2 separate regions of the Homo sapiens genome follow, and region 2 is linked to region 1. Evidence: chromatin contacts called from ENCODE Hi-C or POLR2A ChIA-PET data. All regions are on one chromosome and are shown on one strand. Each heading gives the region's core, a stretch centred on a gene start or an enhancer-like site at or near the end of the contact. The rest is flanking DNA. Distances are from core to core; before and after follow the strand shown. Region 1 overlaps SYT1 (synaptotagmin 1). Region 2 has its middle 120 kb from the start of PPP1R12A-AS2.

Evidence for each region. A loop is a pair of places that touch in the nucleus more often than their neighbours do. ChIA-PET counts read pairs that join two places held with the same protein, here RNA polymerase II (POLR2A). Pooled maps may share reads with other maps.
Region 2: a pooled map shows a loop between it and region 1 (2.4-fold over the local background). The contact joins two enhancer-like sites. A Hi-C loop is called at or near these places in 8 of 168 maps with a recorded cell type or tissue (Caco-2, Caki2, IMR-90 and 5 more) and 5 of 50 pooled maps. POLR2A ChIA-PET finds 5 or more read pairs at or near these places in 2 of 52 experiments (H1 and PC-9).

What each region holds. Positions count from the first base shown.
Region 1 is chr12:79,422,610-79,425,735 of GRCh38, reverse strand. The region is part of intron 9 of SYT1 (synaptotagmin 1); the gene reads right to left. Among named protein-coding and RNA genes, the nearest start is that of MIR1252, 4.9 kb to the right of the region's middle. Within about 2 kb of position 1,520, at least 4 of the 41 ENCODE cell types and tissues checked have a DNase peak (open chromatin) inside an H3K27ac peak, as active enhancers do; they include PC-9, where a contact is called at or near this core.
Region 2 is chr12:79,564,860-79,567,985 of GRCh38, reverse strand. No RefSeq gene overlaps it. Among named protein-coding and RNA genes, the nearest start is that of PPP1R12A-AS2, 120 kb to the left of the region's middle. Within about 2 kb of position 1,450, at least 4 of the 41 ENCODE cell types and tissues checked have a DNase peak (open chromatin) inside an H3K27ac peak, as active enhancers do; they include PC-9, where a contact is called at or near this core.

The sequences.
Region 1 (3,126 bases), core at 271-2,770:
TAGACTCTTTGGAGTTAAAATTTAAGTAAGAACTTGTTAATTAAAATGTCAATGTACTTCTAAAAAATATTGAAAGAGAAGGAGTTATATTTAGTTGAAGAAAATTTTTTCACACTAAGATTTTTATTGGGATTTACATAGCATTCAGACCAGCCTAAGAATATTAGTGAGGTGATTAATATGAATTTGATATTTGCCCTCAGTTCAGAGCAATGTGATTTTGGGCATAAGGACAAGTCTATGGTATAGAAATTGAAAATGGGGCCAAAATTAGTTAATTGACTTAAACCCAAAATGTTCTGTGGAAAACAGACTGCCTGTACATGGTTTAAAAAATGGAGATTCCTAGACTGGAAGGCCATTGTGAACATGAACAGACAAAAATGGAGTTTATCTGGTTAAAGAACTTTTGAAACTTTTGAGGTTATATGAGGGGTCAGGTTTATTAAACATCGATTATCCAGCACTTTGCTAGATGATATGAAATAACAGCAGAAAATATGAACATTCCTGCCATTACCTTAGAAGAAGTGACAGTGGGTGGAAGGATGAGAGTAGAAAAAGGAGTGTGCCTGAAAATACAATAAGAACAAATATAAAAATGCCATAATACACGACCTTCATAGACTGGAAGGAAAATATTAGATCTGTTTGACCTCTTTGGGGTAACATTTGGCTTATATTGTTATTTGCTGCTTCTATGAACATAATAAAGGTTTAATTTTTATCACTGAAATTTTTACAAGTGCAAATTAAATGTCTCAAAAAAAAAAAAAAAAAAAGAAGAAGAAAAATCAAAAGCAAAACAAAACCAAAAAGGGCAGCAGCTGAAAATCAGTCTTTCCTATAAGGAGCAGGGCAATGATTAATGGATAACAAATTTAAAAACTTAAAAAAAAAACAAAACACTAGGTCTGCATACAATCACACACAAAACTATTTTATAGAAAAATGGGAGACCAAACAGAAGTTAAGAGAATATTTCATGACATAATTTTGAGAAAATCAAAATAGTCATCAAGTAGTCATAGTGTGTTTAGGAACTATTAATGGCCAATCAGTTTGTAAAAACCAGTCTTTACCAACCACCTGCCAACCACATTCCAGCAGTCCTTAAAAAGCCTCAAAAAGCAGTGGATGAGCAAGAAAAACTGTACAAATGAAAGAAATGTTAACATTGCTGAGAAATCAATACAGCCATGGCCATGCATTTCAAATTGTAGGAAGAGGACAGATGTCTATATGCTTATGCCTGTTGTTTGTACTACCCTCTCTACTCTTGGCATGCCTAAAGACAACTGGAATTTCACTAAAACCTTTGCAAATACAAATAATGAACAAATCCACACACAGCACACAAACACAATACATCCATGGCATTTGTTTGTAAAGGCACTTTCAGAGAAAGAGCATGATTCATTTGAAAGGCTCTCTCTGTGGTTATTTGTTTTCTGGTGATGCAGAAATTCTTCTAAATAGGTCATCATAATACTGATAATCATCTCCACGGTAACCAGCTTTCAAGGCAACTGGCTGAGGGTTACATTTCTAGATGGGGGAAATTGCATTAGAGGCATGGTAGTGACACAAGAAGCTGTAAGCTAGTGCCATTCGAATTCCCTTATACGTACAGCATTTATCAAATACTCTCTTTATAATCTGAACTAAGTATGACTTGTTTGAGGGACATTTGTAGGTGATGCTTCATCTCATTTTTAGGTAATGCTCCATCTATTAACCTAAATAGAAAAAAGAAATAACCAAATACTTGTTGGTTATTTCAACAAGTATTTGGTTATTTCTTTTTTCTATTTAGGTTAATAGATCCAGGTGCTTAGGCCTTCTAATGCTAACCCAGAGCCGGTATCTTGGGAGATTTCAGGAACAAGTGTTCACTCTCACCTTCCTCTCTCTGCTTGCCTCCATCTGTATAGGTGTTCGGCATATTTAGGAGAGGGACTAGATTTCTGTGGGATTGTGCAATAACATCTCGACCATAACATATCATGAAATTGAAGAATTTTTCTGATAAATGGGTTTCTTAGATCTGAGGCAATCCATTTTGCAGTGTCCAGGGATAAGACTAAGCAATTTCTTAGAACTATTCCACAGTTTAAGTCCTTGAAATGTTTTTTAGCCAAGAGTAAGAGGCTAAGCTGGCAAGGAACCCAACCAAACCACCTCAGCTTTATGTTTTTGTTTTGTTTTGTTGTGTGTATGTGTGTTTGTCTATGTCTTAAAGTACTTACAAAATTCTGAGGGCAGAGCTACTTCACAGCTGTCTTATACTTGCAGACTCTAAGGCTTAATTAGAGTTAAAAGAACTAGTTGAGGCCTCCAGGCTCAGGTGATAGAATGAAAGCAGATTATAGAGTCTCTCTCTTTCTCTTTCTCTCAGAACTAAAAACAAGGGATACCAACAATGAAAACCACTAGCTCCCTCCTTTCTAGTAATAAGTCAGCAATGAAATAAGGAAAAGACTGTAACCTAATAATATGGACATTAAAACAAAACAAAGCATGCATGCACGTGTGCACACATGTGTGGGCGCACAGACACACACACATACAATGCTGGCTCACAAAAGAACAGATCTTGGAGTGGTACAGTGTAGCTTCTAACCCTGAACTCCCTTCCTGCCCCTGGAACCTTACTGGTGAATTACTGAACTCTCAAGACCTCACTATAGTCTTCAGATCTGGAGAGAAACTAACTAAATGACTATCCTTATTTTTCTCATTTTTGTCTGAAGGGTAGTGGATTGGCTATTGGACAGAAGTGGGCTGCTTCTTTCTGACAGAGCATGTATCGGTAAAGATACCACATTGCATATAAACTCATTAGAAAGGGGAATCGTCTCATTTGTTCACACAGCTTACTTCCAGCACCTAGATTAGAATGTGCCTTGCAAAGGAGAGGGGCTCAATAAAAATTTGCTGAATGATTTTAAAAAATCCTAGAGTGTTCCCCTTCAGGATGGATATGTATTCTGATTAAAGAGAGGGATTAAAATGTAGTTCAAAGTATCTAACAAATCCCAGAGAGAGAGAGAGAGAGAGCACGAGCAACCAAAAGTGCAGAGCCCAGGAGTTCTAACTCAGATGTCACACAGCTTCAGCAGAGCT
Region 2 (3,126 bases), core at 201-2,700, 140 kb before region 1:
GATGATATAAATTAAATCAGATATTTACCAGTACCTGAAAACTGAGGTATCTAACCACTAATAAAATTAGTCTGCAGCACAGGTCTGTTTAGAAGAAAGACTAGGGATTACAAAATACTATCAAGCCATATGGTATAGGAAGTTATAAAAACTATTTTTTGAGCAGAGTAGAAATTAATGCTTATTTATTCTTGCCTCTTTAGAACATGATTTGAATTCAGCATTACAAACAGCTGTTGGAGGCCTGTTTCTTTAAGTATGATATGGTCCTTTTACTTCTGTATGAGAAGCACCAGGAGTGCATAGGAAATCAGCCTGGTTCCATTCTCAAAAAAGCTTACATATAGAGAACAGAATGTGCACAAGCAAAGGAGAGAGATTAATTCGTTCCTTAAAGGACTAGGAGGGACTTCTTTAGGATCTAGTATTTAAGGCAAGCTTTGAAGGAATTGAGATGGAGAGATTGGTTTCAATCAGAGAAATATTTAGAAAAATGCATTCAACATCTGACTGAACCATGGTTATTACACCTGAGTGCTGTATTTAAGGCTGTTTGTACAAGCACCACCTAATGAAGTGGTAGCTTCCAAATCAGACACACTTGAGCACTAGCTTCCAAGTTAGACCTACTTGAATTCAAATCCTGGCTCTACCACTACTAGCTCTGTCAGGTAGGGCAAGTTGCTTTACAGTTTCCTCTTCTACAGCAAGGACAAAATAGTGCCTAACTTGGTTGGGTCATCGTGAAGAACAAATGAGATAATGCATGTAAATTGTGTGAAACAATGCATTTTCATGGATAATATGGTTTATATCAGTAGCGAAGTTGAGAAGATTGTAATGGTTGTCTTTCCTGAAAATCTTTTTTTAAAAAAAGGTTATAAGGAAGCTTCTGGACTATTAACAAAACTGCCTTCTGGTCATAAATTTCTGCTTTTCTAGGAAGACTCTATGTCTCTTAGAAACCCAATTGAAGTAAATCAGAACTCTGTTCTAAAAAAGAATGCAGTATGTATTGACACAGATGTAATCTCTACAGTCCCTGGTAAATTGTAGCTACTGAAGAAATATTGAACAAAATCTTGGGTAAAGGAAAACATCTTTTAGAAAGAAAGTTTCTTGAGTTAGTTTACTTGAGAAGCTTAAAATATTTCCCCGTTAGGTTTCTTTTCCTCTAAATCTCTGGGTTCACCCTGGGCCTGTTTTCCTAGTAAGAAATGTCTCTGCTTGGACTCCTAAACAAATACATTCCAGGGAAGTGTCATTAACCAAGCTGAAACAGGAACTAAATAAACAGGATGAATTAGCTTGAATTCACGTGGGTTGGCAACAAGTCATTTTTTTTCTCTACTTCTCAATTTGTTTTTTCAGTGATCCTGATTACTACTTACAGGTATGTCCTGATAGCAGAAAACAGGAAGCATACCAAAGCAGGAAGTTCCTTGTCTACTGACCTGCTCCTGTTCCTGTACAACAAGAAGCATTTTTTATTGATTTGCATACGCATGCTTTAAGGCAGCAAGTATAGATGTTGGCAATAGGGTTTTTTTTTTTTTTAATCATTGCGGGAGAAGGTCACGGGGCACTTGAAAGGGTCTAGAACAAAACATTTTTTTCTGCTGAATTGCACAAGTTTGAAAGTAAGGTTTATTTTATGACCTAGAAAAAGACTTTAATTGGGAAGTGGATATTTTATTTGTCCAATTATATGTATTAATTTGAAATTATACACACAGGACAATTTCTTCATGTTGTATTTTTTCCTTATGTTGGATCTTATACTTACCATTATTAGACTCTACATATCTGATGAATACACTCTAGTAAGTAGGTCAGTACTCTTGTGTCTGGAATTGGTGGGTTCTTGGTCTCACTGACTTCAAGAATGAAGCCGTGGACCCTCACGGCGAGTGTTACAGTTCTTAAAGGCAGCGTGTCCAGAGTTTGTTCCTTTTGATGTTCGGATGTGTTCGGAATTTCTTCCTTCTGGTGGGTTCGTGGTCTCACTGGCTCAGGAGTGAAGCTGCAGACCTTCGTGGTGAGTGTTAAACAGCTCTTAAGGCGGCGCGTCTGGAGTTGTTCGTTCCTCCCGGTGGTTTTGTGGTCTTGATGGCTTCAGGAGTGAAGCTGCAGACCTTCATGGTGAGTGTTACAGCTCATAAAGGCAGTGTGGACCCAAAGAGCAGTAGCAAGATTTATTGTAAAGAGCAAAAGAACAAAGCTTCCACAGTGTGAAAGGGGACCCCAGTGGCTTGCCACTGCTGGCTCAGGCGGCCTGCTTTTATTCTCTTATCTGGCCCCACCCACGTCCTGCTGATTGGTCCATTTTACAGGGAGCCCATTGGTCTGTTTTACAGAGAGCTGATTGGTCCGTTTTGACAGGGTGCTGATTAGTGTGTTTACAATCCCTGAGACAGACACAAAAGTTTTCCACGTCCCCACTAGATTAGCTAGATACAGAGTGTCAATTGGTGTATTTACAAACCCTGAGCTAGATACAGAGTGCTGATTGGTGTATTTACAATCCCTTAGCTAGACATAAAGTTTCTCTAAGTCCCCACTAGACTCAGGAGCCCAGCTGGCTTCACCCAGTGGATCCCACACCGGGGCCACAGGTGGAGCTGCCTGCCAGTCCCACGCCGTGTGCCCACACTCCTCAGCCCTTGGGCGGTCGATGGGACCAGGTGCCATGGAGCAGGGGGCAGCACTCGTCGGGGAGGCTCAGGCCATGCAGGAGCCCACGGCGGGGCGGGGGTGGGGGAGGCTCAGGTATGGCAGGATGCAGGTCCCCTGCCCCACGGGGAGGCAGCTAAGGCCTGGCAAGAAATCGAGTGCAGGGCCGGTGGGCTGGCACTGCTGGGGGACCCAGCGCACCCTCCGCAGCTGCTGGCCCGGGTGCTAAGCCCCTCACTGCCTGGGGCCGCTCCGAGTGCAGGGCCCGCCGAGCCAACACCCACCCAGAACTCTAGCTGACCCGCAAGCACTGCCTGCAGCCCTGGTTCCCACCTGTGCCTTTCCCTCCACACCTCCCCGCAAGCTGAGGGAGCCAGCTCTGGCCTCGGCCAGCCCAGAGAAGGGCTCCCGCAGTGCAGCGGCAGGCTGATGTGCTCCTCAGGCGTGGCCAGA